Regions from separate parts of the Homo sapiens genome. Here all the other regions are linked to region 2. A link is a loop called in an ENCODE intact Hi-C map of the cell type or tissue named here. Cell type or tissue: PC-3. All regions are shown on one strand. Region 1 overlaps LOC105369302 (a long non-coding RNA gene). Region 2 overlaps ASMER1 (adipocyte associated metabolic related lncRNA 1). Region 3 overlaps LOC105369302 (a long non-coding RNA gene). Region 4 overlaps LOC124905047 (a long non-coding RNA gene). Region 5 has its middle 21 kb from the start of HSPA13.

Region 1 (5,000 bases), 690 kb after region 2:
TTTTTTTTAAGTAAATTTCAGGGTACATGTGCAAGATGTTCAGGTTTATTACATAGGTAAACATGTGCAAATTTCTTGTATCAAAGAGGACCATATGACAAGGCATCTCTGGAACCCAACCAGAACAGTTTTGCAGTTGTCAACCAAGCCACCCAGAAACAAAAGGAACAAGAAAGCAATGTTGACCATCTTGAACTAAGAACCAGGGACCTCCCCTGTTCGCACAGAATAATGTGAATTAAACTGACTGATTCACAGTAAGTTAATATGGAATAAAGTTTCACCTACCTTCTTACATGAAGGTAAGAAATGAGTTCAAGTAATGACTGATATTGGATGTCCTGCCGGTCAGATAATTGGGAACTCAGACACAGAGTACATTTGGTTTAGAAAAATAGAATATGGCATTCTTATTATTGCCAGCATAACACAGAACATACTGATATCGACTACATATCTTCAAAATATATAATACGTTTTATTCTTTTCCTTCTCTGACTTCCTAATATTGCAACCTTCCTGCTCAAAAGCCTTAAATAGTTCAGCAATTCTGAGCCTGGTATTAAAGATCCCTCCCCCTACTCCTACACTAAGATCTGATTCAATTTTACCTTTGGTAGTTTATTATTAAATATTAACTTTTACATATTATGATTTCCAGCTGAATTATATTTTGTGTTCCCTGTTATTAAATATTTTTATAATGTTTTCCTGCTTTGAAAGTCTTTTTTCACCCCATCTTTATACCTCTAAATTCTACCTATATTCAAGGTCTTTTGCAAATCCTATTTTTTTCATAAATTCTTCCCTGATCTTTCCAACTGAATTATTGGGGAACCCCCACTCTATTTACATAGATCTTTTATTGCTATAGTCTTCTCACAGTTTATCAGTCAGGTGCAGTCAGAAAAAAACAGAAACCACACTAGGGACTCCAACAAGGAGGATTTAATATAGGGGCTGGTTATACAGATGTTTGAGGGATGAAAGAGCAACAGAAAACACTAAAGGTTAGCATGAAATAACAAGCAGCTATTTCTCATACAGCTGGAAGAATAAAAAAAGAAGAGGTTAGACTATTAAAGCTTAGGATCTCACAAAAGAGGACTTACATAACTGTGACTTGGATTTTTTTTTTTTTCAAAAAACAGGGTCTTGCTCTGTCACCCAGGGTGGGTGGCATTGGCATGAACATAGTTCATTGCAGCCTTGAAATCCTGGGCTCAAAAGACCCTCCTGTCTCAGCCTCCTGAGTAGCTAGGACTACAGGCAGGCATCAGCACACCTGGCTAATTATTATTATCATTATTTTATTTTGTAGACAGTGTCTCACTATATTGTCAGGTTGATCTCCAACTCCCAGCCTCATGCTATCTTCCTGCTTCTGCCTCACTGGGATTTCAGGCATAAGCCAACACAACTGGCAGGACTCAAACTTCTAAAGAGTAGGCAATGCTTGACGGTGGTTAGTTCTTATGAAGGAGAGCAACAAACTGGTTTGGGAATTTGAAGGCAGTTGGACATTGAAACCAACTGGCACTCTTAAGATAACTGTTTCTGCAGGGATGAAATGTTATTGCTGGAGAAAGCTGTCACCATGCAGGTGAGAGCAAGAATAACAAACAGGAAACAGGAGGTCCTTCCTCCTTTCTTCCTGTGTTCCAGTCACTCTAGTGTTTCTTGGTAGAACCCAACAGGAGGCCAGCTGGCAAATAAATCAGGGAAATGTTTGCTGTGTCTTTAGCCACAGAATGGTAAGGCATTCTGGAAGACAAGTGAGGAAAGTTTTCTGAGGTGGCAATTCCTTCTGTAGCTTTAAATTTTTATCATATAGAAGTCAAAGGCCAGGTGCGGTGGCTCACGCCTGTAATCCCAGCACTTTGGGAGGCCAAGGCGAGCAGATCACTTGAGGTCTGGAGTTCAAGACCAGCCTGGCCTATATGGTGAAACCCCTTCTCTACTAAAAATACAAAAATTAGCCAATGTGGTGGTGGGCATCTGTAATCCCAGCTACCACTGAAGGCCACTAGAGTCATCCAAAGCATGTTGGTGCAACAGGATCCATATTTGCCAGAGGGATCTCTCTCAAGACCTTGGCAAGGCCAGACTCCACAGTGGGAGATTCCCCTCCACAGACACTGAAATGTCTTTGAAAATTGCAACAGTTCATTTTCTCTCTTGCTCGATGATTTCTTGTGTCATTCCAACTTTATAGCTTATGCAATTTACTTTTTTCTCTCTCTCTTTTCAAAGAAGAGAGATCCCTCTAGTGGTTTGAGTGAGTCTCTGTTTTTCAGTAACCAGAGAGAACATGGAGAGAGAGCTCTTTTAATTTCCAAAGAGCTATGAGAGTTGATGAGCTGGGAGGAGAAAGAGATGAGCTGCAATAATAGGAGACACAAAGAAGCATGACTTGATGACGCTCATACAGTACCTTTCTTTGCTGTGCTGGCAGCAATCAAGGAATTTTATGAACCTTTAGAGACTTGTAAGATCCTTGCTACTGGTTTATCAGGATCTTTCTGATTATCATTTATGATTTATTCCCATTTTCTCATTCCTGTTATTTCAGTTCATTTTTCCGCTATCTGCATTGCTTTTGGAGGACGCAAATTCCCCTCACATAATTGCCAAGTCCATGTACAGTTTCCATGCATGATTCTATATGGAAGTAGTTGATGAAAAAGAGTTGGTTAGCATGCTAATCAGTGTATTAGAAGGAAAGACTCAAGAAAATCCATTTGCATTTCTGGTTTTGTGAATTTTACTTCATTACAATGAGAGAGGAGGGTGACGGGATGGGCCACTTTCTCTCTCTTCAATTCTAATGAAGCAGCTGGAAAGATTTAAAAAATCATTCTGCATAGTCAAAGTCAATTAAAAGAAGAACACTAGCAACCTGCAATTATTTATATTTTTTTAAAAAGATGCTTGATATTTAATTGGCTAAATAAAGTCTGCCTATATATCAGTAACATTTTAACTAAGAATCCCACTGCAGACATTTAGCCAAAGTAGCTAACATGTTTGATATTCCAGCTTTGAAGGGTTGGTTGGTTAAGCCTAAGGATATACTTTCTGTCCCCTCCAACAATGACCAAGTGGAAGATCTTAAGAATGGGTCTAGTTTCTTCCTGGTTTAGTCTTGGGAGGGTGTATGTGTCAAGGAACAGGCTCTGAAATTGTGGCAATAATCAATAGCTTACCAACCAAAAAGAGTCCAGGACCAGATGGATTCACAGCCGAATTCTACCAGAGGTACAAGGAGGAACTGGTACCATTCCTTCTGAAACTATTCCAATCAATAGAAAAAGAGGGAATCCTCCCTAACTCATTTTATGAGGCCAGCATCATCCTGATACCAAAGCCGGGCAGAGACACAACCAAAAAAGAGAATTTTAGACCAATATCCTTGATGAACATTGATGCAAAAATCCTCAATAAAATACTGGCAAACCGAATCCAGCAGCATATCAAAAAGCTTATCCACCATGATCAAGTGGGCTTCATCCCTGGGATGCAAGGCTGGTTCAATATACGCAAATCAATAAATGTAATCCAGCATATAAACAGAACCAAAGACAAAAACCACATGATTATCTCAATAGATGCAGAAAAGGCCTTTGACAAAATTCAACAACCCTTCATGCTAAAAGCTCTCAATAAATTAGGTATTGATGGGATGCATCTCAAAATAATAAGAGCTATGTATGACAAACCCACAGCCAATATCATACTGAATGGGCAAAAACTGGAAGCATTCCCTTTGAAAACTGGCACAAGACAGGGATGCCCTCTCTCATCACTCCTATTCAACATAGTGTTGGAAGTTCTGGCCAGGGCAATTAGGCAGGAGAAGGAAATAAACGGTATTCAATTAGGAAAAGAGGAAGTCAAATTGTCCCTGTTTACAGATGACATGATTGTATATCTAGAAAACCCCATTGTCTCAGCCCAAAATCTCCTTAAGCTGATAAGCAACTTCAGCAAAGTCTCAGGATACAAAATCAATGTACAAAAATCACAAGCATTCTTATACACCAATAACAGACAAACAGAGAGCCAAATCATGAGTGAACTCCCATTCACAATTGCTTCAAAGCGAATAAAATACCTAGGAATCCAACTTACAAGGGATGTGAAGGACCTCTTCAAGGAGAACTACAAACCACTGCTCAATGAAATAAAAGAGGATACAAACAAATGGAAGAACATTCCATGCTCATGGGTAGGAAGAATCAATATCATGAAAATGGCCATACTGCCCAAGGTAATTTATAGATTCAATGCCATCCCCATCAAGCTACCAATGACTTTCTTCACAGAATTGGAAAAAACTACTTTCAAGTTCATATGGAACCAAAAAAGAGCCCGCATCGTGAAGTCAATCCTAAGCCAAAAGAACAAAGCTGAAGGCATCACGCTACCTGACTTCAAACTATACTACAAGGCTACAGTAACCAAAACAGCATGGTACTGGTACCAAAACAAAGATATAGATGAATGGAACAGAACAGAGCCCTCAGAAATAACGCCGCATATCTACAACTATCTGATCTTTGACAAACCTGAGAAAAACAAGCAATGGGGAAAGGATTCCCTATTTAATAAATGGTGCTGGGAAAACTGGCTAGCCATATGTAGAAAGCTGAAACTGGATCCCTTCCTTACACCTTATACAAAAATTAATTCAAGATGGATTAAAGACTTAAACGTTAGACCTAAAACCATAAAAACCCTAGAAGAAAACCTAGGCAATACCATTCAGGACATAGGCATGGGCAAGGACTTCATGTCTAAAACACCAAAAGCAATGGCAACAAAAGCCAAAATTGACAAATGGGATCTAATTAAACTAAAGAGCTTCTGCACAGCAAAAGAAACTACCATCAGAGTGAACAGGCAACCTACACAATGGGAGAAAATTTTCGCAACCTACTCATCTGACAAAGAGCTAATATCCAGAATCTACAATGAACTCCAACAAATTTACAAGAAAA
Region 2 (5,000 bases):
CTCTCAAAAGGAGGTTCAGAGTGCAACTAGATTTTTATAACTACCATTTAAATCATCAATATAGAATATGCTTCTTTGCTCTTAATTTACTTTTCATTTCTATTTGGTGGGGAGTTCATCATTAAAATCCTCCCTGGAAGGTTTGCAAAGATAGAACTTTGGTTGAGGATGGAGGCAGAGGCAGCACTGGCCAATCCAGACTGCAGGGATCACTTTACAGGTCTTGAGAAAAAATAGTGGTAGGAAGGGAAGTAAGCAGGAGAGAGGAATTAACTAAAGAGAAGTAAAACGTGTCTTGTTTAAACTAGTGGAAGCAATGAAAATTTAGCAGCCATTGTTTGTCTCTTTATTCCTTATTTATAAAACTAAAGAGTAAACTATATTTTTAGGTTAGGTTTTAATTTATGGGAAAGGGAAAGAAACCTAAAAGAAGCCCCCTGCTGGCCACTCTAATTTCTGCCCTATTTGCTCCTTAAAAAAAATAAAAATAAAAATATCCTTACCTTTCCTATATTTTCCTACATTTAAGACATAATTTAACCTTTTATTGTTAACTGAGATTTATCATTGTTATAAATGCAATATACAAATATAAATCTCTAAAGGCATTTCAGTAATTTGTCTTTTATGACAAGAAGAAAATCATCCTTTGAAAGATATGTATCTTGTTTTAAATTTGCATTTAAAAGTCTATCACTAGTAGATTAGTTTTGTTATTTTGCTCTTAATCTGAGCACAAAATAAGTTTGTTTTGATTATCTCAAACTCTGGGAGGTCTTTAAAATTAAATAACAAATCCGAGTTTTATTCAAAATTATTTACAACAGTCTTTTGTCTTATTCTAGAAAATTAAGGGGACTACACATAGCAAAAATCCCGAGGCTGTGTTTGTTTCACGCTGTTACTTGAATCTATGATGAAATCATTTCCTAGGCTTATTCTTTAGAAAATAAAACTCCTTAGGGCAGACTGACCCGAGTTGCACAGGAATGTAAATAAAAATGATTATTTCTCTCTTTACATAAGACAAATATTTTACTACATTGTGTACTATAATAATCTTTCTCATGGCCAACACAGAAATATTAGCATCTACCAAATATGGTTAAATCCTCAAAGCCTACTTATAAAGCAAAAGCAGCACTGGAAATTGACATCACTTACATTTAGTCACATTTTCAAAAGAGCATGATTAATGAAACAGAAGTGTTCTCATGGAGCGTGTGCACCATGTGCTAGTGACAGTTATATCAGAACGAACTACATGTAGCATTTATCTTCCTTTTGCTCTGGTATCTCCCGAGTGAAACGCTTGGGTGTGTATGAAAAGCATAGGGAGAATGACAACTCATTTGGTATTGACTTGGCCTTTGTCCCAGCTCTCTCTTACATCATCAACCCCTTCCTCATCTCTGCTGTCACTGACTTTGAGAAAGCACATGGTTCAGCCATTTGACATCCTCTCTGTAAGACCAGGGATGAGTCTGCTATGCGTAGCTCTGTTTATTAAAACCTCAATTTTAAGAAGGTTACCATTCTACATAAAACCCTTGACCTCTCAGAGTTAGTGGTATGAGCCTAAAAGTTGCCAGGACATGCTAAACTTTTCCTGAGAAAGAGTCCAGTCAACAATTTTATGACAATCCTTCTGACCTGAGCTTTGCTTAATACCATCAAATAAGTCACAGGACAGTCAGGAGATTGGAAATGTATCACTTGATGAGGTTTTTCAGATTGATAACACGAGGGTAAGCAACTGTGTCATCCAGGAGGCTCCAAAGTCCAGGGTCCATTCAGGGCCAACTACAGCAGTGCCCCTTCCTAAGTCCAGGCCATTCACACCAACCGAAGCCCAGCAGGGGGCAGCTTCCCAAAGCTAAATCTAAAAAGACCATAGCCAGCCCAGCTGAAAGTCCCAGGAAAAGGCAATGTTGCCTAACAGTCATGAGACAGCTGGAAAAGTCCCTGCACCTGACACACACTGTTACAGACAGTGCTGCCTCATAGACGTGTAGAAGGCACATCAGGGAGAGTGTCGGGGTCAGGCCAGAAACTTCACATTAAATCAGGGAGGATTTGTTTGGGGCTCACATTTAGACAGAGAACAAAGACTTCTCTGTCATTTTTGTAGTTTTGTTCATTTGTATTTGAAAATAGCAGTTCTCTCTCTGGCCTGACTGCATCCCTTTGATGGTAACTGAAGCTTTCCATTGCAGCGGTGCTCCTGACGGGGGCGACATTGAACCTGCTCAGGGCTCAGGGCTCCTCTTCCCGGCTCTGTGGCCTCCCCGAACATGAGTAACACTATGGCCTGCAAAGATAGGACTTAATTGTCCTTAAAAGGAAAAATGCCTGCATGACCAGAGTTGGACCAAGCCAGAACAGGAGCCCCTGAGAAGTGCTAGGTACATTTTTAACAGTTCCTGTTTACTTTCCATAGGAGATTATGAGAAGAACACAAGAGCACATTTATAAGTAGTTTTCATGATTCATGTTATCACTGAAACCAGATGCTATTCTGAATCAAACAACCCTGAAGTGATGTGCAATTCTAATATCTGCTTAATTAATCAAAATATTCATTAATACGTAAGAAAACACATTCTGTTTGTGTTTTAGAGTACACATTTATCACATGCTCATAAATACTTAAATACAGGAGGTATGCTTGGCAGATAAATTATTAACTTTTCAGAGATCTGCAGATTTTAGAAAGTTTTGGGGGGAAATTAAATTTTAATAAAACAGCATTTTACTTAATTACAGAAAAATCAAATAAAATTATTTTCTAGATTCTGAAAGAAAAACAAATAGATTATAAACTGTAAATGCCCTTTGTCTTATGATAACCTTGCTAGCTTTAGTAATTGTATAATATTATGAACCTTGGGAAACAGTGCAAAGCATCAAAAATCTTATATTAACATATATATTGACTCTAATAAACCTATATCTGTATTAGTGTTTAATATTGATTAAAATTGCTTATAAGTTTATATTAATAGGAAATACATCCTGATTTAGTAGGATTTTAATAACTACAATCATGTATTGCTTAACGATGGGAATATGTTCTGATAAATGCATCAGTAGGCAATTTCATCATGTGAACATCAATATCATGGTGTACTTACACAAACCTAGATGGTATAGCCTACTGCTTCTAAACTACATACCTGTACAGCATGTTACTGTATGTAGATGACTGTAACACAATGGAAAGTATTTATGCATCTCAACATAGAAAAGATACGGTAAAAATATGGTATTATAATCTTATGGAACCATCATCATATATGCAGTCTATTCACTAAAATGTCATTTTGCGTGATAAGGGCATTTACTCCAATATTGCTTTATTAGATTGGCATCCTTGCTGACTCAAGACCCTTTCCTTATGTACTGATGACCACCTATTGATTCTCAGAAAGTCTTATATTCTCACTCTTGTGCCACCCTCAGTTATTTCCCTCTGCCTTTCACAGCTAACTGTCCACTTCACACCACTAATCAACTGCTGTGAACTTGGCTTTTACCTTGATCTCAGCTCTTCCAAAAGTCACCAATCATTTCCTAAATGCAAAATATAATGACCTTTTCCCTGTGTCCATCATACTTTGTATAACATTTGATATTGTAATGAGTTGAATTGAGTCCCTCTCAAAAAAGACAAGTTGAAATCCTAACCTTCAGTATCTCAGAATGTGACCTTATTTGGACACAGAGTTGTGGCAGATGTAATTAGTGATGAAATGAGGTCATACTGGAGCAGAGTTAGCCCCTGATCCAATATTACTGGCATCCTTCTAAGAAGATGGCCATCTGAAAACATATACACAGAGAGGACACACTGTGACAATGAAGGCAGAGATTGGAATTAGGAAGTTGCAAGCCAAGGAGCATCGCAGATTGCCAGGAAACCACCAGAGGTTAAGAAGGGGGCAAGGAAGAATCTCTCAGAAACGTAAGAGAGACTGTGGCCCTGGTGATGCCTTGATTTCAGACTTCTAGCCTCCAGAACTGTGATGTGATCAATTTCTTTGATTTTAGGCAGTTTATGGTGCTTCATTATGGCAGCCCTAGGAAACTGATAGTTACTACTGACCAAGGCTTTATTCTGCACTTACCACAATTTTTTAAATGCTCTTGTCCACAGGGTTCCATACACCATATTTTTCCAGAAGCCTGGCTACAGATTTCATAGGATCACAGGATTCTTTACTGCCTCTCATCTCCTATTTCCTTTTTTTTTTCCAACAGGATTTAACTCTGTGTTGCCCAGGCTGGAGTGCAGTGGCACAGTTATAGGTTCACTGCAGCCTCTCCATCTCCTGGGCTCAAGTGATCATTTTCCCTCAGGTGCCCAAGAAGCTAGAACTACAGGCGTGCATCACCACACCCAGCTAATTTTTATTTTTTCATACAGATAAGGTCTCGCTTTGTTGCCCAGGCTTGTCTCTAACTCCTGGCCTCAAGGGATCATCCTGCCTCAGCCTACCAAAGTGTTGGAGATACAGGCATGCACCAGCATGCCCAGCCTGATATTCCTTGAAATACCTCAAGCCATCCTGTAGTATCAACTACCACAAATATGTGAGGGCTGCTCCAGTTCATATCTACATCTTGAACCTCTCTAAGTCTCCATGGGTCAACCTCCTGTGTTTTCCTGCAGCACACCAAAGTGTGCTCAAAAAAGCAAATGAAAAAGAATACAAAACAGTTGATACTCACTTGCAAAATAAAACCAGATGCAGCTTTCTTTACAAATTGAGAAAGATGTTTTTTAAGCATAATGACTAGTGTTGGCAAATGAACTTGTCCCTCTCAAATATCATGTGAGACTTTGGTTTGATACAATTTTACTGGAGAGTTATTTAGCAATGTGAATCAAGTATTTAAGAATTGTTAATTCCTTTTGACCTAGTAATTTTACTCCTTAGGAATTATCCCAAGAAAATAATCAGACCTGCACCAAAGATTTATATATGGATACATATACA
Region 3 (5,000 bases), 730 kb after region 2:
AGAATCTAACTGTGGATTTTTCCTCTTCTGTGAGGCAGGATGTGAGAAATCAAAGTATTGGATTAGGAATTAGGCGAGTAGTGCCACTAACAACATGTGCAGCCTGGAAAAATCCAGTCTCTCAAAGCCTCAGTCTCTCCATTGGTAATCAGTTTGACAGTATGATGGCTACATTTTTCAGCATTTCTAACTATATTGCTCTCTTTAAAAACAAAGACTGATATGGAGAATGAGTAGGTAACAGAGCACCAGTATTCCCAAGAAGATATATGCCCAAGAAAATGAATCCTCTCTTGGGCATACATCTTCTTCTGTAAATGGGAATCTATTTACAGATTTTATTTATTTATTTTTCTTGAGACAGAGTCTCACTCTGTCCCTCAGGCTGGAGTGTAGTGATGCGATCTTGGGATCTTGGCTCACTGCAACCTCCGCCTCTTGGGTTTAAGCAATTCTTGTGCCTCAGCTTCTTGAGTACCTGAGAATTCAGGTGTGCGCCACCACACCCGGCTACTTTTTGTGTAGAGATGGAGTTTCACCATGTTGGCCAGGCTGGTCTCACACTCCTGACCTCATGTGGTCCACCCCACCTTGGCCTCCTGGAGTGCTAGGATTACAAGCGTGAGCCACCACGCCCGGCCTATTTACAGATTTATGCTATCTATTTTTCTACTATTGAACACTCAAATTCTAATCCATGGAAATTCCATTTATATATTGAAGAGTAAGCACACAGAACATTGTTCACATTGCTACTGTTAGTATTTTTTACCGGGACTTATAACATCACCTGTTAGGTCAACATTGATCCACCAGTCAACACAATTTGTTTGTATTTTTGCTTTCTTTAATCCATAATTTAATTCTCTTAACCCCCCTGGGAAAAATCCGTAGGCATCACTTTGAAGTTTATTTCTCATAATCTTTTAAAACATAGGTCATTAAGTGACTGTGTTTCCATTTAGAGGATTAATCCTCTGTGTGTTTTCTAATTCCTTAGGCTGACTAGTCTTGTCATCTCAATAGCCATTAATATCTTACCCAGAGAACGGAAGCTTAAAGAAAGCTGTTGAAGATTTAAGATAATCTATAAGTTTGGATAGTTTTTTTTATTTATCATATTCATTTATTTATTTGAGACAAGAGTCTTGCTCTGTCACCCAGGCTGGAGTGCAGTGATGCGATCTCGGCTCACTGCAATCTCTGTCTCCCCAGTTCAAGCGATTCTCATGCCTCACCCTCCGGAGTAGCTGGGATTACAATCGTGTCCCACCACACCTGGCTAATTTTTGTATTTTTATTAGAGATGAGGTTTCACTGTGTTGGCCTGACCTCAAGTGATCCACCCACCTCAGCCTCCCAAAGTGCTGGGATTATAGGCGTGAGCCACTGTGCCTGGCCAAAGGTTTTAAAATTGTAAAGACCTGTAACATTAACCTTTGCATAGAGAAACACATAGTGGGGTTACTAGATCTGTATGTTTCACAGACTTCTGAGAGAGCTCAAGCCCCAGGAAAATAATGAAATCAAACTTTAGTGTCCAAAATTTCTTAGTAGTTTTTTATGAAAGTCTGCAAGGAAAAGAAATAGCAACATTGAGCACTTACTATTTGACAAGTCCTTTCTGTATATTAGCCTGCTTTATCTTATCTTAGCCCTAAAAGTGTCATGAGTCCTGGTTCACATATAAAGAAACCGAGGCTTAGCAATGTAAGGATTCTTCCTTTGACTCTTTCTATGACAGGTAGTCAACAGCAAAATCAGTATTCCAACACTAGTCTATAAAACTCTAAAATTGATGTTTTCACTCTGTCACTGCTTCTCTTGCAAAACCTATTAGATATTCCCTTTATTTCTGCCCTTCATGCTTCTTTCTCTCTATTGATTGATTGATTGATTGAGACAGGGTTTCACTCCCATTGCCCAGGCTAGAGTGCAGTGGCGCGATCTCAGCTCACTACAACCTCCACCTCCCCAGTTCAAACACTCCTGTCTCAGCCTCCAGAGTAACTGGGACTACAGGCATGGACCACTATGCCCTGCTGATTTTTATACTTTTAGTAGAGATGGGGTTTCACCATGTTGGCCAGGCTGGTCTTGAACTCCTGACCTCAAGTGATCTGCCCACCTTGGCCCCCCAAAGTACTGGGATTACAGGTGTGAGCCACAGTGCCCGATCACTCTCTCCATCTTTAAACTCAAAGGTGAAGACTTTTTAGTTAAATTTTCTTCCAGCTACCAAGCTTCTGCTAATAAAATAATTTTTGTTTTATTAGAGTTAGCATTTATTGAGAACTATGTGGCCTAAACTGCACTGTAGGGTTTGGCACTATAAGAATAGCGTTTACAGATTTGAAAACAAAGGCTAAAAAGATTTAGTAATTGCCTACGATGAGCTTGTTGGTGAGTTCTCAAGAAAAAAATTCAATCCCTTATCCATGTAACTATAGAGTGTGCAGTTAGCCACTATTTAAAAATCTAAGCCTCAGGAAGAAAATATATATTAAAATTTCTTTTATTTCAAGTAGAGGGGATTTAATTAAATTTGTATTTTTCAAAGAGATTTGGTTGCTTATCTCTATTCTGAAAATTCTCTTCAGCCTTTTGCTTTTTGAAAAACGATTTGCACTATGCCTAAGAAAAACAAGAACCAAACAAAATGCCACTGATATTATGGTATACCACTGCCATCTAATGGCCACTACGGCTAACAAATTGCAAATGTTTTATGATTGAAAATGACCAATGTACAATTATTAAAATATGGAGATGCAAGGTTGAATTTGAAGGGAAATGCTAGAGTAGTGTAATTTGATTTTATTACTTACTGTGGATCTGAGCCATCCCAAGAGTAAATACACAGTTTTAGCTCTTCCTGCGTGTGTCATGAAGTGAACATTAGTGTTAGAGGCCTTTAAACAATGAATTGTAAAAAGCAAACACACCATGTGCAGTTGGGAATTTTGCTTTAAATTTTGTAAACTTTTTGGGTAAGCACGATTTTAAGTCGCATCTATATATTTCAAAAACATTTTGGAATTAGCTGTGTGAATGCCATGCTGGGCTTGGTGACTGATACATACACTGAGCAAAACCAACTGGTGTTTTGGTCCATAGTAGCATGGATGGTACTACCGGATACAGCATTTTGGATTTTTATTGCATGTAGATTAATGTAACACTTCATTTATCATTTGTTTGTTTGTAAATTTGTTCAAACACTTCTTTATTTGTTAGCTTATTTAAACCACTTGTGCCAGAGATGCCTGTCCATTTTGCATGGAGAAACCAGAGATTTTGGATTCAGATATGTTTAGAACCATGAGTTGGAAGGACATTCAGTTACTCATTTAGCAAATATTTATTGAGTTTTGGTGAGGTGTTGCACACAGAGTAAACATGACATACTCTTCTTCCCTTCAAAGTAATTGTAGAAGTATCAAGTAACTATAGAAAGCAGAAACACAGATAGGCAAACAGAAGACAAAATATGGCTAGTGGGATTGAGGACATGTTACCCCAACATGTGAGACCTTGGCTTTTGAGAAAACAGCAGAGGCAGAAAGGTCACTCTCACTTTCCCATCACACTTTTCTCCTAAAGCAGACTACAAAATCCAGCGAGCTTACTCTTTGACCTTCTCTAGACCCTCATTTCAGAGGCATCCTCCCTATACCAGGAGGAGAGAAACAGGGACACAGAAAAGAATCTGCACAAGCAGAACTTGCTAAATCCCCCCTCCCCCAGTTTATTATCACTAGATTATGCCCTCTGTCCAATCACAATTCTTGACAACTGTTCACTCTTAATCAAACTGAAGCATTAAAATACATAAGCTTACCTGTTTGCGGGATCTTCAAATTTCTGAAGCCTCCTCTCTTACATAAAATTTATATTAAATGAATTTAAATCCTACTCAAACTATTCCTAAAAATAGTTGAAGAGGGAATATTTCCAAACTCACTCTATGAGGCCGGTATTACCCTGATATCAAAACCAGACAAAGAAACAACAACAAAAAAGAGAAAACTACAGGTCAATATCTCTGATGTATATTGATGCAAAAATCCTCAACAAAATTCCAGCAAACTGAATTCAACAATACATTACAATGATTATTTATCATGACCAAGTGGGATTTATCCCTGGGATCTAAGGATGGTTCAACACACAGAAAATCAATCAGCATGCCACATCATATCAACAGAATGAAGAATAAAACCATATGATCATTTCAATTGATGTAGAAAAAGCATTCGAAAAAATTCAATATCCCTTCATGATAAAAACCCTCAAAAAACTGGGTATAGAAGGAACATACCTCAACATAATAAAAGCCATATATGACAGACCCACAGCTAGTATCATACTGAATGGGGAAAAACTGAAAGCCTTTTCTCTAAGATCTGGAACATGGCATGGATGCCCACTGTCACTACTGTTATTCTTCATAATACTGGAAGTCCTAGCCAGAGCATTCAGACAAGAGAAAGATGTAAAGGGCTCCAAATTAGAAAGGAAGAAATCAGATTATCCTTGTTTGCAGATGATATGATCTTATATTTGGAAATACCTAAAGATTTCACAAGAAAGCTATAAGTACTGTTAAATTTACTGATAAATTCAGTAAAGTTGCAGGATATAAAATCAACATACGAAAATCATTAGCATTTCTATATTCCAACAGTGAACAATGTGAGAAAGAAATAAAAAATAGTCCCACTTACAATAGCAATACATAAAATTAGATACCCAGGAATTAATTTAACCAAATAAGTGAAAGATCTGTATAATGAAAACTATAAAACACTGATGAAGGAAATTGAAGAGGACACCAAAAAATGGAAAAATATTCCATGTTCATGGATTGGAAGAATCAATATTGTTAAAATGTCCCTACTACCCAAAGCAATCTACAGATTCAATGCAATTTCTGTCAAAATACCAATGACATTCATCACAGAAAAAGAAAAAAAATTCCTAACAATTATATGGAACAA
Region 4 (5,000 bases), 330 kb after region 2:
TGTCAATTACCTTTTCTTTAAACTCTCAATCACCTATTTGAACATGCCACCGGGGATGCTGCTTTGATCCTGCCTGACAACCTTGGTTTCTAGTTTAATATTTTCTCCTCTCCCCTCCGCCCCACACTATGCTGGGTTGAAGCATAAAGGAAATAAAAGATTGCCTTCATGGAAATGGGTCTTATTTCTTTATTTAAAAATTATATTTTATTGGAGATATTTGATAGTTAAGAACTGTAATCTCAGTCTTTTTTTGTGATGACATTGCAATTCCTTTGTAGAACAGTTTAGAAAAACATTGAAATTTTTCCTAGGCGAATTGCTGATAGAACCACATCCCTTTCCAGCTCTTGTCCTTCCTCTGATGAAAATGAAAAGAGGTTATTCTTTGCGATATTGGAGCCACAAAACAACCAGATAAACTCACAAATAAAATCCATCTTAAGAATAAACCAGGAGTCCACAAGTGCAGTATTTCAACTATAACATAGCATGAAGAAAGGGCAGGCTGAAAGAAAAAAAGCCCGTGGGGACGAGTTTTCTTTACATGTCCTACAATAGTTTTTCTTTCATAAAAGTAATGAAAGAAAAGGTGGGGTGGAGTGGCAGTGAGGAGAAGAATGGGTGAGAAGATAAGACACGCATGCCTTGTGCTGAAGAAAAGACTATTTGTACCTAGTACATTGTAGAAATTGTTCAAGAACAGCTCAGCCATGTAAAAATATGACCCTGTAATACTGCCAAGGTCAATCAGACCCATAGTGATTGACTTAGAAAGAGCTGGCCTTACAGGATACCATTGCACAAAGCCTACGAGAGTTTATACGCCTAATTGCTAGCATTTGGAAGGTATTTTTGAATCTTGAGAATTTAATTGTACAAAACTACAGTATAAAACTCATACTTTAGTTTTTTTCTTGGTGGATAAGACTTAAAAGAGATACCATAAAAATGTAAAGTAGATACACAGTCACTCTTTCACGTTATGATATTTTCATTATTTTATTAGCATTTATTCCTGATATTTTTGTTTTAATATTTCTTTGGCGTGGCTTTATTTTCCAAATAGAATTTAAGCTGCATAAGAACAGATATCATGCTTTTTAGTCACCGTTTTTTGAATAAACTAAATTTTGACTCATAAATAATAATTTGTAGAGAGTTGCCTATTAAATGTCAAATTTATATACCTCAAATATGAACAATTACGATGTTCATGAGTAAGAGTAAAGTGTATGCTGAGAGTATGTTTATTTTTATCTTATTCATACAAAAGAATAAAGTAATTCTTTTTAAAAGAAGGGGCCCTTTATATATTTTGTATTATACGTTGAAAAAATACATGTATGTAAAAATTTGCAAGTCCAAAAAAGTACCGAGTTGTAATCAATTTTTCCTTCCAGGGAATCAGGTTTTGGAGGTTTTACATTTTTTTTAGACTTCTGTATTATTTGATTTTTTTTACAAGGAACAAGCATTACTTGTTTAACTTAGAAAAAACTAAAATCATTAACAAAATCTTGTAACATAGTGGCTTTAGAGACAACTATTGAACCAAGTTTGAAGATGTATTTGTAATAAATGGTGATTTGATTTTCCTTCTCTCACTCTTTATATGTTTTTTGTTACCAGAGTAATGGGACTTCTCCCCGATTTCAGCTCCTATCCCCAACTCATTCCAACAATATATTTTGCAACCATCTCTTTACCCATGACCATATACCCTATTAAGATTTTTCTACCCGGTACTATTTCTAGGCTGAGCCAACTTTTAGGTTGTAGAAAATAGTAAAGGGAAAAGGAATAAGGACGGGATAGGATTTAAAAGAACAAAGATATTTGAGGGGAGGACAGGCGAGGGAGAAAGTGACAGAGCCCTAAAATGATCTCTTTTGCAGTCTACCCTCCCCCGAAATCAGTGCACTTAAATGTCTTTTTTTTATGGTGATTTGGGCAATATTTACTAGAGCCAGAAATACCAGAGTATCAAGTATTCCTGTCTGAGCTGGCATTTTGCCTACTAGTCCATGAATTCTCCCACTGGGTACATCCTGAAGCCTTCTTGGAGATTGCAGGTCATAAATGTGCATGATTAATTGCCTATGTTGAAACAAACAAACAAAAAAGTTACCAGAACATTCAGACTAGAAGGTGAAGCAAGATCCTGTTGGGCGACAGAAGAAATCTGTTTGGGAGCCTGACAGTGATGGCTGAAGGAAGAAGATTGAGCTGACTGGAGCTGACTAATACACATTTCTAGTAGGTGGAATAACAAAAGGGATACGACTAGAAAATAGGGGTTTGTTACAAATTGTGAAAGACACCTAATAAATTACAAGGGACACAGGCTATGGGGCAGTGACTTAGATAAAACTAGAAGAGCAAAATGTAAAGCAATTTTTTTGTTTTTTAATTTAATTTAATTTAATTTAATTTAATTTAATTTAATTTAATTTAATTTTTTGAGACAGAGTCTTGCTTAGTTGCCCAGGCTGGAGTGCAGTGGCACAACCTCGGCTCACTGCAAGCTCCGCCTCCCAGGTTCACGCCATTCTCCTGCCTCAGCCTCCCCAGCAGCTGGGACTACAGGCGCCCGCCACCATGCCCTGCTAGTTTTTTGTAGAGACGGGGTTTCACCGTGTTAGCCAGGATGGTCTCCATCTCCTGACCTCGTGATCCACCCGCCTCAGCCTCCCAAAGTGCTGGGATTACAGGCATGAGCCACCGCGCCCGGCCAATGTAAAGCAATTTTTAAGACAAGTCCACAACTTTGTTTCTAAGTAAAATTAACTAATTGAGATGGGAACATAGGGGCAGTATGCTGTCTTCCTTATGTATAGAGATACCCACAGATGTCTACCACCTATGGGTGAGAACAAATAATTAATCATTTTCCAGTTCTGGTTAACAAACTATATTGCCTCCCTTGGAGGTGTACAGTATGTGCATACAAAAACCTGCATTAAATATGTTACAAAAAGTCTGCCCAGAATTGGGCAAAAGAGAGCCCCATGGTGTCCTCAATTGAGGCCATATACTTTTGAAGACCTCACAGTTAACAAATGAAATATGAGAGAATATGATTTAAGATTTCTTTGAATGCCCAAATAGTAAATGAAATTATATGTTCTATAAAGTGCTCCACAAATCCTGGTACAAAAGCAGTCAGTAACTTTTTTTCATTTTCAGTTAACCGCTGTGGGACTATCTTGGTGCATGTTGCACTGCTGTAACAGAATATCAGAGACAGTGTAATTTACAAAGCAAATAGTTTTTTCCTCACAGTTCTGGAGTTTGGAAAGTCCATGATGGAGGGGTTGGAATCTGGTGAGGGAGGAGGGCATCACGTGGGTGAAGGGGAGCAGGAGATTGAACTCACAGCCTGAAGCTTTCTTATAATTGACATGAATCCATTCATGAGGGTAGAGCCCTCATGACCTAAACACCTGTGATTAGGCCCTGCCTCCCAATAGTGTTGCACTGAGGATTAAGTTTCCAGCCCGTGCTTTTTAGGGGACACGTCCAAACTATAGCAAAGACTTACATGTCTTCGTAACTGGAAGTCTAGTATTTTTTTCTTCAGGTTCCCTGTCTTTCCCTTACTCATCGATTCCCTACCCTCTGCAGGCTCATCCAGTCCAAAGTAGGCCAATTCTGGCTACCAGAAAGTGGAAGGATATAGAGGCAAAACAGTGCTCTGCTGCAGCTGATGCCTCTCAAAGATTAGTCCTACACAGTTGGAACAGTGATGACTGGCCCAGAATGCTGCAGTTATCTCACTTCTTCAGTTCTAAGGTTGGCCAAAGGCTGTCCATGTTTGAAGTCCTAGCAATTGCTGTTATACACAAACAGTCCATTCTAAACTGCAAGCTACTAGTAAGGGACCGGAGTAAGGTCCTGGACCCCCGTGGTTTTTCCTCCTCAGTGAGCTACCTAAGGGAGAAGTAACTGATCTTGCTGCCTTTACCCACATCTCTCACATTTACCTTTTGCTCACCTTTCTCAGGGACGCAATCCTCAGTGATTTAGTCAAGGTGCTATATCCTTTTCAGGAAGGTTCCCAAGTAATTCCATGGTTCCATTGTCTCTACCTTTCTAAATCAGGCTACTCTCTGTGACTCCAAAGTGATTTTTCATCCTGGCCTAAGTCATGAACTCCTGGGCATTTTTTTCCCTAAAGAAAAGAAAAACACATCTTCATTTCTGATTGGTTACTGTTGGGTACAGCATCCCTGGACATATGTAGCTTCTGCTTTCAAAATTATAAACAGTAGCTGCTGGGAGCAGTGGCTCACTCCTATAATCCCAGCACTTTGGGAAGGTGAGGGCAGATTGCTTGAGGCCAGGAGTTTGAGACCAGCCTGGCCAGCAGGGAGGAAACCCCATCTCTACTAAAAATACAAAAATTAGCCAGGCATGTGGTGTGCGCCTGTAGTCCCAGCTACTCGGGAAGCTGAGGCATGAGAATTGCTTGAACCGGGGAGGCAGAGGTTGCAGTGAGCCAAGACTGAACCACTGCACTCCAGCCTGGGCCGCAGAGTGAGACTCTATCTCCAAAATAAAAATAAAAAAATTATAAATAGCTGTGACAAAGTACAAACCATTAGCTTTAGATGTCTTAAAACCTTAGGATGACGGTTCTCTACAAAGTAGAACTTTGTACTCATTTGAATGTTTTTGGATGTAAATTACAGAAATCCAGCAAAAGCAAAGCAAAGCAAACAAACAAAAAAGTAGCCAAGTGTGGTGGCTCATGCTTGTAATGCCAGAACTTGGAGAGGCCAAGGCAGGAGAATCACTTGAGCCCAGGAGTTTGCAACCAGCCTTGCCAGCATAGTGAGACCCTGTCTTTAAAAAATTTTAAAAATTAGCTGGGTGTAGTGGTTTGTGCCTATAGTCCCAACTACTTGGGAGGCTGAGGCAGGAGGATAGCTTCAGCCTGGGTGGTTGAGACTGCAGTGAGCTATGATTGATCACAACACTGCACTCCAGCCTGGGCA
Region 5 (5,000 bases), 460 kb before region 2:
CATTTTGGCATGCAATCGTTTGGATGTAGTTTGAAGTGGCCTTCAATGTTGACATTTAGCTTCTTAAGAATGAAACAGGGACAGGTGTCCTCACCAGATAGGCCAGGTGGGATCATGCAAAAAGCAGAATCTTTGGAGCCAGACAGACCTGCCTTCACATGCCAATACACAATCTGAGAGAACATTCTCCAGGTCTTGTGAGCCTCAGGCAACTCAGCTACAAAAATTGGGATCACAATCCCTTCTTTGCAGGGCTGTTGCAAGAATGACATAAGAGAAAACCTTTTTTATGCTTAGCAACTAATAGGCACTCATTAATAGTAGCATAGTTATCATTATAACTCTTATCATTATTAGTGTCTACTTTAGATTCTTGTGTAATTCAGGACAAATTCTTCACCTTTTCCTAAGCAGGATTAGATAATAAAAAGAGACAATAACCATTCATTTGCCTTGAGCAATATTTTTCCTTTGATCAGGGAGTGGAGCAAAAGAGGTAGATGGGTAGGTATGGGGTCTCATTACTTTGTTGGTTATCCATAGAAATTAAATGTATTGCTTAGCTTTCTTTCTCATTTATTGTTGGCGTAGACACCAAGTATATAATTTAATTATCATATTGCATGTATGAAATTATATATGAACCATTTTCCTTGTAGCTGAAGTTTGAATCCGAATATTATTAGCAAAGTTACCCAAGTGGAGCCAATCCATATTAGACCACTTACGCTAAAGGCTGCTGCCAAACTAATCTTTTTTAAATAGTGGATTTATCAAATCTCTCTCTTTGAATTTATAAAAACTCATCTTTTTAATGTCCTGATGCATCAAATCTAAACTCTTCTGCCAGGCTTTCAAGAATTTCCCTACACTGATCCCGTTCTTTTTAGCGAAATATTTTTTGCTATTCCCTCAGTCCAATCTCTGCCTTTAGTGAGATATATTCTCTTCCCAGAAACCAGTTGTCACCAGGCTTTGCTTCTTTCCTATTGCTTGTGTTCTTCCCTTTTCCTGAAATAACTTTCGCTGAGATTTCCATGTACTCAGGTCCAGCCTGGGATTCACATGCCCTTTCAGTACTAATTTCCACCATGAACATTTCCCTAACTAGTTTCTAGATATCCCAACTGTCATGTAGAAACTTTTACATGACTTTGGGTCTTCATGTTATGTAGTTCATAACTAAGTGCTGACTTTTCTCATACATTATTATTTATGTGAAATAAAGTGGTCTATACAATTAGAATGTGGGTGCCTTGAAAATAGATTATCTTACAGTTCTGTATCTCTTATAATTCTAAGCACAGTATTGAGCACAGAGTGTTAATAACTACCTGTTAATTACTGAGCTAACTGATTTGGTAAACACCTTTTACATTTGCCCCCATTGTGAATTTAGCCATGTACAATATTTAACTTACTAAGTTAATTTACACTACATGCCATTTTAGATTCTGATTGTGATTATTGGTCCCTGGAATATTTTTAAAATCTTTGTTTTCAAAATATGAAATTGGAGGGTGCTAAATAAAACCCAAATTATATTTTTCTTGCCAAAAGTATATTATCCATAATGTCTTAATTAACTTGAATTATTTAAGGAAAAGGGCTGTATTCTCACTAAGTCAAGATTCTCTTAGGGATAGGAGACCCAACTTATCCTACATAATCACCCGATTAGTCTTCACGTTTGATCCCTCTTAAGTACTATTCTGGTTGCTATGGACACACCCCATCAATCTTGATAATTTTATAACATTAAGAGAAAACAAACCCATATTTATTAGTGGCTTATTATAAGATAAACTTTAAATGTTTCTAGATAATATTTGCATTTCTTTTCTAAAACAAATATCCTAATCTGGCATCTTAGATATATCTGTTTTATAATTTTTTTCATCTGTTTTTTTTTTTTATTGCTTTTCTTTTCATTTCTTTTTTTGAGACAGGAGCTGGCTCTATCACCCAGGCTGGAGTGCAGTGGCGCGATCTGGGCTCACTGCAGCCTTTGCCTCCTGGGCTTAAGTAATCCTCCCATCTCATCCTCTCAACAGGCGCAGCTAAGTTTTTCTTTTCTTTCTTTTTTTTTTTTTTTTTGTATTTTTTTTGTAGAGATGGGGTTTCACCATGTTGCGCAGGCTGATCTCAAACTCCTGGGCTCAAGTGATCTGCCTGCCTCAGCCTCCCAGAGTGCTAGGATTACAGACATGAGCTACCACACCCAGCCTCATCTTTTTGATTACCGTATTATTCTGTACTTTCAGAAAACAAAACTGTTTCTTTTTTCTGGTTAAGGAGTTGTTTGATAGACTTTAGTCTGACTTTTAGTGGCTTATTACACAAAGCAGATTTGATTTAATATATATTAAAATGACATTATCAAAGTTGTCTTGCTGGCAGAAGTTTTTCTCCAGATTCAGTGTGATAACTACACTCCGTTGATTTAATTATTATCATTTTGGTATGAATCTCCTGTCATGTTTATGCTGTGAATTTTCAAGAGATTAGAGACTGTCTGTGGGAGTAGGAGGTAAAAAGTGAATGAGCAAATGTATTTTGAGTGTTTGAACAGTGAAATATACAGTGACCAGCAGGTGTCTCTGTTACACAATGCAGATGAGATTCTCAAAGCTTTTCTAATATTAATCCTACCTTCTCCATCTAACTGAATTCACTTTTCAATTTTAACATTTACATTTGCTTTCTTCTTCAACAACATATAAAGAAACTCTTACCTCTCTCATATCTTTAATCAGGGCTCTGTTTTTATTTTCTTAAAATGCTGTATCCAAGATTATTTCTTAGTGTCTAACTTCTACCCTCTTTTTAAATGTTTATTTTAATTTTTTCTTTAAAATTTTTTTAAAAAAATATAATAGAGACAGGCTTTCACCATGTTGCCCAGGTTGGTCTCAAACTCCTGGACTCAAGGGATTCACCTGCCTCATCCTTCCAAAGTTCTGACATTATAGGTGTGAGCCACTATTCCCAGCCTCTACCCACTTTGTCTAAGTTTATTTTGCACCATTTTATAGAATGAGGGCTGGCTTAAGATCTTTATTTAGAAGCCCTAAGCACTGAAAAGTTTGCAATATCATATCTCCTCATATGTTAATTAAATAAAAAATAGTAAATTATAAAGAAATTGTAAGGAAGTTTGACAAAGTTTAAGATAACTAAAAGTTAAATAACAACTACAGCAGTGTTTTCTTAATATATCAAATGTATTTTTCTTAGAAGTTTGGGGAAAATATCTGATAATCCTATTTTTAGGGAATTTCTAAATTTAGTTTGCCTTTTGTATAACCTATGACTGTATAAAATGAAAAGCCTAGACAGAACCAAGAATTATGCAAAATACCCCTGCCAAGAATTTAAGTCACAGACCAGGCATGTATGAATGGATGAAGGGGGACAAGAGACAGCCAAAGGAAAGCAGAGGAGTGAAAGAGTACATCTAGACACTGCCAGTGGGCATATAATTTCTACTTTCTTTCTAATAAAAATGAAATCTAACACTTACTCACAGTTTATTATGTGCTAAACTTTGTATATACTCTCTTATTTTTCCCTCACAATGGCCCTGCTAAATTGTTGCTGTGATTAATCCCGTAGTAAAATGAATAAACTGAGGCTGAGAGATTAATTCCAAAAGGTTATACAGTCAGAAATCTGCTAACATTTTAAATCCCTATATTGTATTTTGAGAAGGTAGTTCGACACAATATTTGCTTTTCAACTAAAATTTTGCATATGTTTGGCTTAGCATTTGTAAGATTTTTACTAAAGAAATAATAGTGGATAAGTGCAAAAGAGATCTTTGGAGTTTTTATTATAGACTTTCATTACATTGAAATTCCTGATTAATGCTATGGAACCAGACTGACTAACTCTTACAAAAATGTATTTGTTAAGAGGCTCCCAGGAAGTCTCCAGAAGAATGGGAAACAGATTCAGTGGGACTCAAGTTATCAAGGAGGAAGAGGCAAGAAGCACAGTTACAGGCTTGTAGCCAGCAGAGCTGGTTAGGATGCCCTCAGAACTCCATCCCTGTTGGGATGAACAACCTCTAACATTTCCCCCCCGTACTTGATTCAAAGCTCAAGGTTCTAAGTCCCAGGAGAGGGCCTCCAACTGGCCAAATTTAGGTCACATGCTAACACCAGGATGTACAGTAATGAGGAGAGAGAATTTATTTCCACTGGCTTCTGTAGTAGCAGGTGATCACCCAGAATTCTTCTCTGCTAATACTTAAAACAGTGAGAAAGAACTGCCTCCTTTGTTGAAAATTAAGGTTTTATGGGGACTCGACAATGAAGCTGGGCAGACAAAAAAAAAAGTTAGGGGGTAAGTGAGGTGACAAATGACCACTACAACACTTTAACAGTATAAAATTGAAGCATCCTGCAATTGAGGACTAATTAAATCATGTAACATCAATATAATAAAATACAAATAAGCAACTACAAATGAAATTATAGAAAACTATTTACTTATTTATTTTTATTTTAAATTTTTGTGGGTACATAGTAGGTGCATATATTTATAGGGAACACGAAATATTTTGATTCAGGCATAAAATGCATAACAATCACTCCAGGGCAAATAAGGTATCCATCAGTAATATAGTTGGGATATTTGTCTGCCCAAATCTCATGTTGAAATGTAATTCCCAATGTTAGAAGTGGAGCCTGGTGGGAGATATTGGGATCATGGGGGTGGATCCCCCATGAGTGGCTTGGGCCATCCCCTTGGTGACAAGTGTGCTCTTGCTCTGAGTTCACACAAGATCTAGTCGTTTAAAAGTGTGTGGCACCTCCCCCAACCCACTCACTCTCTCTTGCTCCTGCTTTTGCCAGGTGATATGCCTGCTCCTCTGTGCCTTCCTCCAGGAAGCAGATGCTGTTATGCTTCCTGTACGTATAGCTTGCAGAACCATGAGCCAGTTAAACCTCTTTTTTTATAAATTACTCAGTCTCAGGCATTTCTTTATAGCAAAG

The links. A loop is a pair of places that touch in the nucleus more often than their neighbours do. Peaks named below come from ENCODE experiments on the same cell type or tissue, not always from the same donor. Only the 100,000 strongest peaks of a DNase experiment are listed, where the experiment ranks them.
Region 1: a loop joins it to region 2, with 5 times the contacts of the local background. A loop is called at or near these places in 9 of 110 quality-filtered maps.
Region 3: it touches region 2 in a loop (5-fold over the local background); 36 of 110 quality-filtered maps call a loop at or near these places.
Region 4: it touches region 2 in a loop (5-fold over the local background); 2 of 110 quality-filtered maps call a loop at or near these places.
Region 5: it touches region 2 in a loop (10-fold over the local background); 20 of 110 quality-filtered maps call a loop at or near these places.

What each region holds. Positions count from the first base shown.
Region 1 is chr21:15,551,038-15,556,037 of GRCh38, forward strand. All of the region lies in intron 2 of LOC105369302 (a long non-coding RNA gene), which reads right to left. Among named protein-coding and RNA genes, the nearest start is that of USP25, 180 kb to the right of the region's middle. In PC-3, a CTCF peak has its summit at 2,263 (motif pointing left); no DNase peak of the experiment used is centred here.
Region 2 is chr21:14,862,565-14,867,564 of GRCh38, forward strand. All of the region lies in intron 1 of ASMER1 (adipocyte associated metabolic related lncRNA 1), which reads right to left. Among named protein-coding and RNA genes, the nearest start is that of ASMER1, 54 kb to the right of the region's middle. RefSeq lists an enhancer at 2,114-2,163. In PC-3, CTCF peaks have their summits at 449 (motif pointing left), 648 and 2,200; DNase peaks (open chromatin) are centred at 1,907 and 2,267; H3K27ac peaks cover 1,316 bases.
Region 3 is chr21:15,589,784-15,594,783 of GRCh38, forward strand. The region is part of intron 1 of LOC105369302 (a long non-coding RNA gene); the gene reads right to left. Among named protein-coding and RNA genes, the nearest start is that of USP25, 140 kb to the right of the region's middle. In PC-3, a CTCF peak has its summit at 2,708 (motif pointing left); DNase peaks (open chromatin) are centred at 2,778 and 3,368; H3K4me3 peaks cover 996 bases; H3K27ac peaks cover 1,331 bases.
Region 4 is chr21:15,190,339-15,195,338 of GRCh38, forward strand. It overlaps LOC124905047 (a long non-coding RNA gene), which reads left to right. Exons shown (of 2, transcript XR_007067916.1): 2 at 1-168. Among named protein-coding and RNA genes, the nearest start is that of LINC02920, 130 kb to the left of the region's middle. In PC-3, no CTCF peak of the experiment used is centred here; a DNase peak (open chromatin) is centred at 2,083; H3K4me3 peaks cover 1,639 bases; H3K27ac peaks cover 2,803 bases.
Region 5 is chr21:14,401,316-14,406,315 of GRCh38, forward strand. No RefSeq gene overlaps it. Among named protein-coding and RNA genes, the nearest start is that of HSPA13, 21 kb to the left of the region's middle. In PC-3, a CTCF peak has its summit at 2,588 (motif pointing right); no DNase peak of the experiment used is centred here.